Regions from separate parts of the Homo sapiens genome. Here region 1 is linked to region 2. Evidence: chromatin contacts called from ENCODE Hi-C data. All regions are on one chromosome and are shown on one strand. The core of a region is the stretch at or near the end of the contact, and the rest is flanking DNA. Distances in the headings are between cores, read along the strand shown.

The links. A loop is a pair of places that touch in the nucleus more often than their neighbours do. Pooled maps may share reads with other maps.
Region 1: a pooled map shows a loop between it and region 2 (2.6-fold over the local background). The contact joins two enhancer-like sites. A Hi-C loop is called at or near these places in 7 of 37 single-sample maps with no recorded cell type and 6 of 50 pooled maps.

The regions. Positions count from the first base shown.
Region 1 is chr14:56,195,076-56,201,713 of GRCh38, reverse strand. The region is part of intron 2 of PELI2 (pellino E3 ubiquitin protein ligase family member 2); the gene reads right to left. Among named protein-coding and RNA genes, the nearest start is that of PELI2, 80 kb to the right of the region's middle. RefSeq lists an enhancer at 2,333-2,522. Within about 2 kb of position 2,438, at least 10 of the 41 ENCODE cell types and tissues checked have a DNase peak (open chromatin) inside an H3K27ac peak, as active enhancers do.
Region 2 is chr14:55,685,501-55,691,889 of GRCh38, reverse strand. No RefSeq gene overlaps it. Among named protein-coding and RNA genes, the nearest start is that of LINC00520, 110 kb to the left of the region's middle. Within about 2 kb of position 1,374, at least 3 of the 41 ENCODE cell types and tissues checked have a DNase peak (open chromatin) inside an H3K27ac peak, as active enhancers do.

The DNA.
Region 1 (6,638 bases), core at 1,189-3,688, 510 kb before region 2:
ACTATGGTGCAACTGAGCCACCCCCTAAAAGCAAAAGACATTTAGCAGTTCACCATATTTTGCAATTAACCAAATGAGAGCCTATGAGAATGAAATGGTTTCAGGTGGAGTTTGACAATACAATTCATCCATAATATATAGGGAAAAATATTTCCTCAAAAATAACATCTATGTGGTAGGCCCTTAAAAACGATGGATGAATGCATGCAAAATTCTCTGTACACAGACACATGAACTTAAAAATAGAGTACCACTACTACAGTTGTTTAAATCCCCAGCTCCTTCCTGGATAATTGTCACTACTGGGTATATTACTGTCCAAGTCTCCAGGATGAGTGAGTATTTCACATCATGTGGAAGGAGGCTTGCAGGCCTACTTAAGTGAAAAAATCTGTCACTGGTTCTAGCTTATCTTTATCTATATCTTTTGCATTTCTCCTAAGTAACACTCTCATGGAAAAACCACCAGCAAATCCAGGATCATCCTTTCGACAGAATACTGAATTTGAAGAACTGCATGGAAACGGTACTTATCTACAGTTCCATTTTACAGGTTTCTCCCTAAAGCTCAGAGACAGTGAACATTTATCTGGAGCCACATTGCAGGGCGCATGTTCCAGGCCTCCAAATGCACAGGCCAGTGCTCTTCCTTGGGTTCACATTTAAAGACCAAGTTTAATGTTTTTTTAATTGGTGTTTTATACCTAGATTAAATGTATTTTAATATTAGAGATGACTGTGTGACTTTCTTATTTAAAAAGAAGGCCTATGAAATCCAAACAAACTTGTGAAATCTTTAGACAGTTCCATTTAATAATGATCACTAATGGCCATTAGACCAGGCAAAATCTATGAGGCAAACAATCAGAATGTTTGTTTGAAATGCAAATGTAAGACAACTAATGAAAATGCCAACAGTTCTTCTGCTAAGGCCTGCTGTGATATTAAAAACAGTCTAACAGGAACTTTAAGAAGGAGAGACCTGATTCAGGAATTCAGTTACTTAAAAAAGAATCACCTTTGCCTGAAGTACAGGCTGTTCACTTACAGTCATCAGCATTTCAGAAATCAAAAAGCCAATATTTCAACAACTGCGTGTGTATTTTTGGCTGAATGGTGGTTATATTGATTATTTTACCAGCCCTTTAGTGAGATTTCCTTCCTTCTTGGTCGTCATTTCCAGTTCTAGATGGTACCCTATAGGGTAACGAAGGCAGTAGAGTGTGGTAGTTATGAAAGGAAGCTCCGGCATTAGACAGACCCAGGCGTGTCTTCACTCCACTTCTCACCGGCTGTGTGACCCTGGGGAGGTTACTTAACACTCTGTGCCTCACATGCCTCATCTGAAAATGGAAATGATAAAAGCCCTACCTTGTGAAACTGTTGTGAGGGAAAGTAAAAAAAAATATGCAAAGTGCTTATTAGCACAGAATCTGGTGGCCATAGATATTACCTGTATGACACAGAATAAGCACTCTGTATTTGAACTCTCATTATTGTTAGGGCAAGGTGGTGTAGTAGCAGTAAAAGAAAGAAGAAATACCTTCTGTTACAATAACAACTACAAATATTTGAAAATGAATTATGACACAGATTAAAAAGAATGTAAACAGTTATATTGAGGCCTTGAATTCTGTCTTTAAATCGTTGCTCCCTGTATTGTAAGAACTCTTCGTTAATCACTTAAACTGCTGACTGCCAGCAAAACCTAAGCTTCATACAGACCCACTGTCTACCAGGTGAATACACCTAGCGTTGCCATCCATGTAAGGTAATTTCTACAGTGAAGGTAAACCCCAGATACACTCAATCAACATCAAGTCAACAAAGATTTATTGAGCACCACCTGTGTATATGGCACAACCATAAACAGAACTTGCAGTACAGCTTAATTAAATCCCTGGGCCCTGGTAAGCTGAGTGAAAACTACATGTAAATACTTAAGAAATAGCTGGCTGGTTTATCATACATATTTACAGATTTTAATTTACCAAAACAACTTGTATCTTATCCGTTTATATAACCTGTAGGGTCTGTGTTTAAATCAGGATGAATGTGTCAAAGTAGCCATTAAACTGAATTATCAGGGGGTTTTCACTAATACTTGCTAGTTATAAACCTCAGTTCATTGCTAACCACACCCTGAGAAATCAACAAGAAGAACCATGAAGCACTGGGTAGATTTAATTATTATTTTAAATGTAATCTTCCATTTTAATATTCCTGATATAAAGAAGAGTTTTTCATTGCATTGGGGAATCTACCGTCTGTGATTAGTTGAGAACTTTCATTCTCATGGTTCTTGGTTAACTGAACTGTGACTCAGCAGTAACATACCAAGACGAGAAATGACCAGGCCAGACCGTCTCTTGTATAAACAAAAACAGAACAGAAGTAAATGGAGATTAGAGCCCAGGCAGAACCGCTACATTCAGTTTCCAAATATGGGCATGTGGAGACACTCAGGACAATCACTAAGGACAACCCAGAAGCATCACATGATGACTCTCATGGGGGAAGACCTTGGGCAGCAAGAGAGAAACTTTTGGCTCACACATGATAGTAATAAAATTGTTTTTGTTTACAGAATTCTTGTAGGAGGAAGGGGGAAAGATACAAGGTAAAATTAATAAAACTTAAGAAAATAACAGTAGAAAAAGTAAGTGAAGTCATAAGCTGGCTCTTTGAAAATATGAGTAAAACAAAAGCTATTTAAGCAAGAAAAGAAGAACAAAAAATATACAAAATTAGGAACAGACAAGGTGATATAATTACAGACACTAATGATTAAAATAAAGTGAACATTATTCACTTTGTCAAAAATCCAGAGTAGATGGAAGATTTTCTAACAAAATATAAAAGTACCAAAATTGACCAATGAATAGATAGAAAACAAGAACCATTTATACCCTCTCTCTACTTGTCATCAATATCCCACCATACTGGGTCATCTCCATCAGCATATAAGCATGCTCTCCTATCATCCATCATTAAAAAGTCATGACCCCCAAGCCCTCCCTAGTTTTGCTACTCCCCATCACTGCACATCTGTTCCAAAGAGCTGTCACATGTGGGCTCTGCACTTGCTCATCTCCTGCTTATGGCTCAGCCACTCCATGCTGGACACTGTCCCCGCTGCTCCATCAGATTTGCCTTAGCCACCATAGCCACCAACCTGCAAGTGGTCAAATCTAAGTCCCTTCCTTTAAGTCGCATCTCACTGGACTCACTCAGTGCATGTGATGTTGTCAGCTACTCCAGTCTGCCTTAGGCACACTCCTCTCATGCTCCATGATGCCACGCTCTCTGGGTTCTCCTCCCTATTTCCTGGTCACTCCTTTTCAGCCTTTGTCTAAAGGATGAATTCACCAATGCTCAGTCCTAAATCTTCTGCCCCTCTCTACATGGTTGAATTCCAGATTCATGTATCCAATTTGTGCCCTCAACTCTTCCCCTCATATCTCACTGGCATCTCAGACTACACAAGACCCAAACCAAACTCTTTGAGTTTCTCCTTAAACCGGCTCCTCTTTTTTGCCTTGAATGGCATCATCATCCATACATTACAATCAATTAATTATTCCTCTGAGAGAGTCCCGTTGCTTCTTCCTCAAAGATATATTCGCTTCTCTGTACTTCTACTCCCACCATCCTAGTTGTATTAGTCAGGGTTCTCTAGAGAAGTGGACCAAAGAGGTGGGTGTGTGTGTGTGTGTGTGTGTGTGTGTGTGTGTGTGTGTGTGTCTTCACCAGTCATGATCCCTGGTGTGTGTGTGTGTGTGTGTGTGTGTGTGTGTCTTCACCAGTCACCATTCCTGGTGTGTGTGTCTGCATGTGTGTGTGTGTGCACAGGCAGGCCGGAGACCCCAGAAAGAACCAAGACTGCAGTTCAAGTCTGAAGGCCATCTGCTGATAATTCCCTCTTGCTTGGATTGGGTTAATCTTTTCGTTCTATGCAAGCTTTTACCTGATGTGCTTTACTCAAAGTCTAGAGATTTAAATGTTAATCTCATCCAAAAACACCTTCACAGAAACATTGAGAATAACACCTGACCACAAATCTAGGCACAATGGCCCAGCCAAGTTAACACATACAATTAACCATTACACTAGTCTAAGCCACTTCATTTCTGGTCTAAGCCAATGCAACAGGCTCTAACTGGTCTCTGTGCTTCCATCCTTTCCTTCCATATCAAAGCCAGAACACCCGCTTCATGCATAAATGTCTCCCCAAACACCCAACAGCTTCCTATTGCAACCAGATTAAAGCCAAGGCCCATGAACAAGACTTGACTGTACCCTCATCTCATCCCAAGCTCCAACTCCCCACTAACCAGCCCTCAAGCCTGCCTCAGAGTCTTAGAATATGCTGACAGTTACACTTCTGCCCCTCTCTGTTTGCAAGACTAAACTCTATGTATGCCTTCATAACTCATCAAAACTTAAATATGTGTCCCTGGCCCTCACAGTATTCTCCACTGTTTGTTTCCTTGACAGTGCTGAGCACCAATGAATATTATATATTTATTTGTTTGATTTCTTATTTATTGCCTGCCTCTGACCCTACAACCTCCATTTGTGCAGGGACCATGTTTGTCTTAACTCATCCCATGCAGAGCCCAGGGCCTGGCACACAGCAGATGCTCAATTAATATTAATTAAATAAACAAAAAATTCTAATGCAAGAAAAATCTAAACACCTAGAATAAAATACTTAAAGTATCTGAAAAAATATGTTACATAAACCTTGAGATAGATAAGCACTTCTTATGCAAAACAAGAAACTTATAAAGCTTAAGTGAGAAAATTCCAGATTTGATTATACCCAACTCAAGTATGAGATGAGACACCATGAACAAAGTTAAAAGATAAACAAAATATATGCAACACATATAACAGATTCTACAAATTAAAAAACAGAAGTCAAACAATACAATTCAAAAATAGGCAAGGAATTTAAATATCACGTAGTTAATAAATGTCAGGAAATTAACAGATTCTAATCTTAACACACCATATCGGCAAAAATTAAGACAAACGTTCCTAAAGTAAAAATATTTTTTAAAGATTATGATTTTAAAATGATCCTATCGGCCATTTTTCAAATGGGCAGTATAATACAATCACAGTGCAGAGGGCAAGACAGCTTTGGCAAGAGAAAAGAATGTACAAAAGCAAGAGGTTGCAGATTTTTTTCTTTCAGCCACATCTGTGATGGATCCACACTGAGTATGTCTGAAGCAGAGGATTACACATTTTCCAAAGCAAAGATTACCAACCTAGAAATAGTGATGTAATTACTGTCTCATCACCAGATATCAAATTATCAGAGACTAAAAGTTTTCTGTGGCTCAAATTGCTTAGTAAACACAGACTTAGAAGGGCCTTCTCCAGAAATAAATGCCAGACACACTAGTTTCAGGGTTCACAATTTCACCGAAAAACCCCTCAAAACAAAAACAAAACGAAAACATGCTTTGGAAAGAAACAGACATCGTTATTTTAAGGAGGGGTGGGGAGTTACTCCTAGGGAATCTCTTCTCTGTAGCCTTTAAATTCATTTGGTATTAATCCTATTTATACAATGTAACCTCCACAATCCTAGAAATTGTACTTAAAAATCACAGTCATAACATTTTAACCATTTCTGTACTTATTGTAGTCACCTGCTGAGTAAACACTTAATTGTACAGAGTCCCTCCTTCTCTACCCACGCCCAGTAATGATAAACTGACATTTTGCAGTTAAATAAAAGCCACATCCTGCCAGCTGGGAATACACTTGCAGAGGCCATGCTCTCCTGTCCGGAGCACTGTCACATGCTGCCTGAAACCACACCTGCCAATCACGGCTTGCGCACATGTGCAGCCTCTGAGACTGGGGCCCAAACTGCCAGCTGGGCAGATTAGGCTTTTTGACATCTGATTCACATTTAAACAACCAGAAGATCTCTGTAGAACCGCTCCCAAACTTAACAAACGGTTTAATATGGACTAACACAGCCAAGGTGGGAAAGTTTCTCCGGATGAGGGGTTTGCAGTGTTTGAACACAGAGAATGGCAGCATTTAGAGGAAAGGTATCCCCACCTGTTTCATTAGTGCCACTATTCGTAAGTGAAAAGATCTCCACTGCCTCTAAAGCCTTTAGCTAAATTGCTGAAAGGCCTTCCACACAGCAATTCTGTTTTACGGCCATTAAAAGGCCCAACTAGCTTCAGAACTGCCTCGGTGGACAGATGCAGTGGAAAGCTGCTTCAGCCTCAAACCAGCTGTGAGGGGAGGGGGTAGGACCACCCAGGGCTGCTCACAGGAAGGGGAAGCTCTGCTCTCTCCTGGCAGTTCCGGTGTTTTGTCTCTCCATGCCCACGTCCCTACTAGAAAATGAGAATGGCAAAATGGTGAGAAGCAGACATAAAGACACAATATGACAAGTAAACAGGGTAGAGACTGAGCCACAAGAGACTTCCAGAAGCATGCTTTTGAAGGGGGTTGGGGATCCCCTTTTAGAAGGATGGTTATAAGGAATACCAAAGAGATTCTCTTCGTCCTCTAGACTTATTTAGCTTGCATGCATCCTTCCACCTGCACAGATGCCTAAAAACATTTCACTAACAGCTGTAGAAACAAAACATGTGTCA
Region 2 (6,389 bases), core at 125-2,624:
CATGATATTAAAACCAGGTGCTCAGCACATATGCAAAAGTTCTGTATTCTCCATGCAAATGTGGGTAGGAAATGCAAGCTAGTTTATTCAAAATAGGTGTCCAGATACAGGCAGAAAGTTACCAGGATTAGTTGTCAGGAAAAAAACCTGTTTCATCTGACTGGACATATTTATCTGTTCTAACAGAAGACTAAGTCTATAGAGACTGTTACCTAACAGAACATTAGGGCTAAGATTCCATAAAAACTTTTATACCTGGGTTCCTATATTGTCCTCATAGTATTAGGTGAGTAAACCACCCTGTCCTTGTTACCAAAAGTGGGAAAAACTTACACTTGTCTCATCTTACATTATTCCAAGCAATTCCTTCTTCGAGGGGATAAAAATCATAATATTGGTCAATTGGAGAACAGCATTCATGCATATTCAGACTTTGTCAGGGTGGATAACAAAGAAATTCACTGAAGAGGAAAAAAGCTTCAATTTGACTTATTTCTGAAAAAAATATTCTCTGTGTGACATGATGAGAAAATATCAAGAAACACCAAGAGAACCACCAACTGGAGCCAAACACATGTTGCAGTCTCTGTTCCTCTCCAAATTTGTAGAATTTATAGAAGTGGTATAAAAATACTTAGTAAATATTTTAAAACCTTGAAAACAAGAACACTCATTTAATAAGAAACTGTGAAGAAATTGCAAAAGAAGAAAGGCAAATTGAAAACCATATGCATGACTTTCAGTGTGTTCCCCAAACCAGCAGCATTAGCTGCCGGGAATTTGTTTGAAATGCAAATTCTTGAACCCTAACCCACACCCACTGAACCAGAAACACAGTTTGGGAACTGAGAATGTTATCAATTAATAAATTTGATTTTAACAAGTATAAAGCATACTTTCAATAGTTTGGAACATTTACAGATATTGACTATATAATTGGCAACAAAGGAATTGTTAGAGAAAACTCTAACAATTATTGCATTTGGGTTAGAATTTGCTAGTCACTGATACAGTTTGGATGTTTGTCCCCTCCAAATCCATGTTGAAATGTAATCCCCAGTGGAGGGATTACATTACCTAGCAGGAGGTATTCAGATCACTGGGGCAGATCCCTCATGATTTGCTTAGTTAGCATGATGAGTGAGTTCTTGCTCAGTTAGTTGACACGAGATCTGGTTGTTAAAAGTGCACAGTCCCTTCCCCTTCTCTCTTGCTCCTGCTTGCCATGCAATACTCCGGCTCCCCCTTTGCTTTCTGCCATGATTACAGGCTTCCTGAAGTCTCATCAGAAGCAGATGCCAGCACCCTGCTTTCTGTACAGCCTGCAGAACCATGAGCCAATTAAGCTTTTCCTTATACATTACCCTGCCATGGGTATTTCTTTTTAGCAATGCAAGAAATGACTAACACGGTCACATTTTAATTTTATTTACATAGCTAGCAAGGAGAAAAACTAGATGCAGAGGTTTGATAAGCCTGCACAATTTAGGTGGCAATGGAACTTACCAACACAATTCATCAACATAAGTAAGCAAATTTCCATTTCCTGTAACTATAGTCTGTGGATTAACTCAACAGTAACATATTTTATATATTTTGAAATGAATACTGCATTCACTAAATAGGAACTTTGTGTTTGGCACTGGATGAAATCCCAAGAACTCTGTATTGAATAGCTCAGGAAGAACCTGCTATTGACTCATAAACTCGTAACTGCTAGATTCTTCATAGCAAAAGCAAGAGACAACGCAGAAATGCAAATCTAAATAAGACCTTTCCCCACCTGTTTGATTCTGTTTCCTATGTTCTGAGGTCACTGGAAAATAAATATTCCCCAACTCCCTCTTATTTTTTAACTGAAGAGGGTAACAACCAGTCTGGTATAGTAACCTGAAAACTCAAACTTTCAGATAATGAAATCATTTCCTGCCAAAGCTTCACATTCTTGTTGACACATTCTTATTCTAAACCAAGACTAAATAAATTTCTTTTTTGGTTTATAATTTCTTTCTGAACTCTCCACAAATTCAGGAAATTGGTGTCATATAGGTCATATTCACTGACAAAAATGCAATATTAGAAAAGGATCCTTTAAAAATCTACACATGTGAAAAATATATAACACACTCCAAAAAAAATAAAAAAGCTTAAAGAAAGCCCAGCTGAAAGTGGGAATGTATAAATTGTGGCATATTCTTAGTTCAAAATGAATAAATTTTAAAGTTAATATTGAATGAATAACGCAAATGGCAGAATGATTTGTATAAATTTTGAAAACATGCAAAATAGTATTACATTAGTTATGGATACCTACCTATGGTATTGATAATAACATGAAATTAAATGATAAATCTCAGCTTCAGTGCAGTGGCTACCTCTGAAAATGCAGGGAAATTTGATGGGGGTTATACAAGATGTTTCAACTGTAGCTAATGTTTTCTTTTATTTAAAAAATTCAAGCGAACAGAAGGTGGAGGAACACAGACTTTTTCTCTTATTTTCTATGCTTTTCTATATGTTTGAAATATTCACAATTTAAAAAAATTAAAAACTGGAAGACTAACAAAATACCTATATATCAAAATCTGAGGTGCAGGTAAAGAAGTCCAGAGGAAAATGTATAGCCTAAATTATTAGAAAACAGGAACTGAAAATAAATGAATTAAAATTTACAGGTAAGTTGGCAAAGAAAATAAAAAAAGTATAAAAACATAAATGAATTGAATATAAAACAAAATACATAAAACATGTGCTAAGTTGTCCAATATAATTTAAAACTGTTGGAAAAATAAACCAACATGCCAGACCAGTGACTCGTTTTTGATCTCAGAACTGCTTTAGACTTAAAATCTTATTTCTATCAATATTCAACGTACTAGAAATTAAAACCAAGAAAATTGGAAGTTTACTAATTTAAAATAACAATATAATGAACATATTTTCATGAACTATAACTTCATTTTCCAAAACTCAAAAGATATAATGAGAAGAGTGGCATGACTTTACATATTTGCAAATCTTTTTTGTAGGGAAGGGGTCTCCCTATGTTGCCTAGGCTGCTCTTGAACTCCTGGCCTCCTCAAGGGATCCTCCCACTCCGGCCTTCCATAGTGCTGTAATGAGTCATGAGCCACTGCACCCGGCCTTGTAAATCTCTTTAATTCCTGGCCTAATAGAAGGCAACTGCTTCTGAATTCAATCTGTTGTGATATGTTGTTTTAGTTGAAGTATATGAAAAAAATCTGGCCTCACACAGACATATCCTTGGAAAAAAGGCAGCCATTTCAGACAACTGTGGATGTTCTTTAATGCTACAGCCAAACTCAAGTGGTAATTTATTAAAGATTAACCACAATATGGAGTCTGAAATGATATCAATGAACTTTTTGCACTGTTACATTAAAATCCATTGGTTTGTCTTGCCCTTTTTTTTTTTTTTTTTTTTTTTTGAGATGGAGTTTCTCTCTTGTTGCCTAGGCTGGAGTGCAGTGGCACAATCTCAGCTCACTGCAACCTCCGCCTCCCCGGTTCAAGTGATTCTCTCACCTCAGCCTCCCGAGTAGCTGGGATTACAGGCGCCTGCCACCACGCCCAGCCCTGTCTTGCTTTTTGAAGGGATTTTTCACCCATGCATGACTTTGTAACACTGTGCATTGATAATTTGGAAAATACTGGTTCACTGAGTTATACAGATCTTCCAAATGTTTACACACTTCATTACACATATCACAAAATCACATTCATTACCATCACTACTGATCTCATCAGAAGACATTCTTAGGTGACTTTGATATTGTAGTAGGACTTTTACTGGGATGAGTAGTGGTGTAAATACAGTAACAAACAAACAATTGGAAGCCACTGCTTTTAACACTTGCTGAGGTACCATTCAGCGCAGATTCAATATGGTGAAAAAGGCAAATAACGTCTTATTATGAAAATTAAGTTTGACCTTGCAAACTCCTAGAAAGGGTCTTGGAGATTCCCAGTGGACTGCAAACCATACTTTTGAGAACCACAAAGGTAGGCAATCCCTTGCAAAGTAGAATCAAGACAAAATGAGAGAAGGCACCTTAACAACAGGAACAAATGGAGGGAAAAAAATGAGTAAATTTAAAAATTATCAGACTATGTATAGTCTAATTTTAAAAATTACTCCAGTAATTTATATAATTACACTCACATTTATAAATGCATACATATATAAAAAAAATTTTTTTTATGAGTATAAATAAGGCAATCAAGCCAGACAGCTTAGGTTGGAGGTTGGAAACCTGGTTCCTCTACTTAGTAGCTGTGAGACCTTAATTTAATTATCCTCCCTGTGCCTCAGTTTCCTTATCTATAAAATGAAGATGATGAAAGCACAACCCCCTGGCCAGTTAAATTCTAGGGAAGATTAAATGAACTAACGTAACTGCTTAAAAAACATCTGGCATGTGATAGGTTGTACAAGTGGTATGTTGGCTGCCTTGTAGAACTCTGCCAACAAATATGAAATGGCCAGATTTTCTAGGAAAATAAAAATGACAAAAATGTAGTCAAGAAAAAAAAATCTACCACCCAGGTTGCAGAACAGCCTAACAAGTTAGTGTCCTTTCCCAACCATAGTCTTCAACTCTGCTTTGCGGAGTCTCCCTCTTCTGCACATCCTAAGCAGACCCAAAAGCTGTTCTGTAACTTCGGTTAATACAAGTCCAGTCCAACCCAGTGTAATAACCCATCTCCCATCTGCCCCCTGGCTTTAATAATGTCAACAAGGAATCGTCTTTTCTTTCATTCTTCCTTTGCCCTTCCTTTTCTGGGGACCCAAATGAATGAGGTCAAGGGACAAACGTGTCTTAACAAACGAGGGTATAACTGCAGCCTCCTTCTGGTGGTAACTGCTTCTCCCTACATCTCATCCTGGGCAGATTCCACAAGTGGCAGGTGCCCATATGCAGTCTCTGTCCCGGGATGCAAGACACATGAAAAATCTAGCTCTAACTCTGTGAGCAACACAGCTATTGCCCACAGCTATACACCACATAGCCTCTTGCAGCTAGAGTGAAACGCATGCAAGGCAGCTCAAGCCTCGATGCTTTACACAATATCACTACCTCCAGGAAATGAATTAGTTTTCCTACGCCAAACCCAAGGGTATGGCCGGCTTCACAGGCATCCCCACTCCTCCCTTCCACGTCTCTCTCTTCTCTTTTGGGGGATCAAGAAGTCTGCCCCTGACTATTCTTTATTCTCTTCCTGTAAGCTTCCTTCAATGTGTAATTTTCTTGGGGCTTTCTGCCTCAGTTGACTGTGATGGTGGCAAGGAGAGCCATTTGAGTTTGATGACACAGAATTCCTTCTCTTCTGATGCTCCCTTCCTCTCCTGGAGATAGGTTTGTAATATACTGGGAGAAGGTGGACAGTCGGGGATTGAGGCAAGGAGGCTAGTTTGGCCTTTAATCACTCAGTGCAACTAAGGAGCTGCGAATATTTAACTGTAAGGGGAATGAACGTAGAGCACAGAATTATCTTTGCATATCTGAACAATCACTGAGAGTGTGATAAGATTTTCCTATGTGATTCTGTAGTGAGAAAGGACAGATTGATGCAAGTATCAGGGACACAACTTTTAATAATGTCATAGAAGAACCATTAACAGTTACAGCTGTCAAGTTAGAAAAGGCAATGTTATGAACTTCCTGCTACTTCAGAGGCAAAAGATGAATGACTGTAAGGTTGAGATGTTGAGGGAAGGGATACAAACTGACAGGAGACTGGACTGTGTCCCCAGAGTCCTTTGAAATTTATTTTTTTTAATTCAAACATACAGAAAGGTTGAAAAAATAATAGAATTACACAATTATTCTGAGGAACTTAGCTCTGAAGAGAGAAAGAGTAGCAAGAAGACACTGTAACTTGGAAGGCAGAATTTGTTCGTTACAGGTGGCAGCAACATGAGCACCTTTAGGCAATGGGAAAGGACAAAGGAAAGAGGCTGATGATGTAGTATCTGGCCTTCAGATCAATTTCCCAAGGATTTGCTGAAAGCAGCAAAGGTAGAAAAAGGTAGCTTGAATCCCCACACCAGTCCTCACTGGCCATAAGAAGTCACTTCAGTTGATTTCTATATGCCTTAGAAATACTATATGTGCAGTGAAGTGAAAAGGTAAGGAAGCACCACTTTAGATAATCTTCAACCTCCAAAAATGAATTTTATCCATTCACTCATTTAAATAGTTGAGCACAATGAAGTATCAGGCACTGTCTCAGGCTACAGATACAGCAAAGAACCAAAGAGATGTTTCTTGTCCTTGTGGAGCTTACTTACTGGTGGGAACAAGGAGAGTAGAAATCAAGTATGACAGACAATAAGGCAGAATAGGGAGGGCAGAAGGATAGCGGAC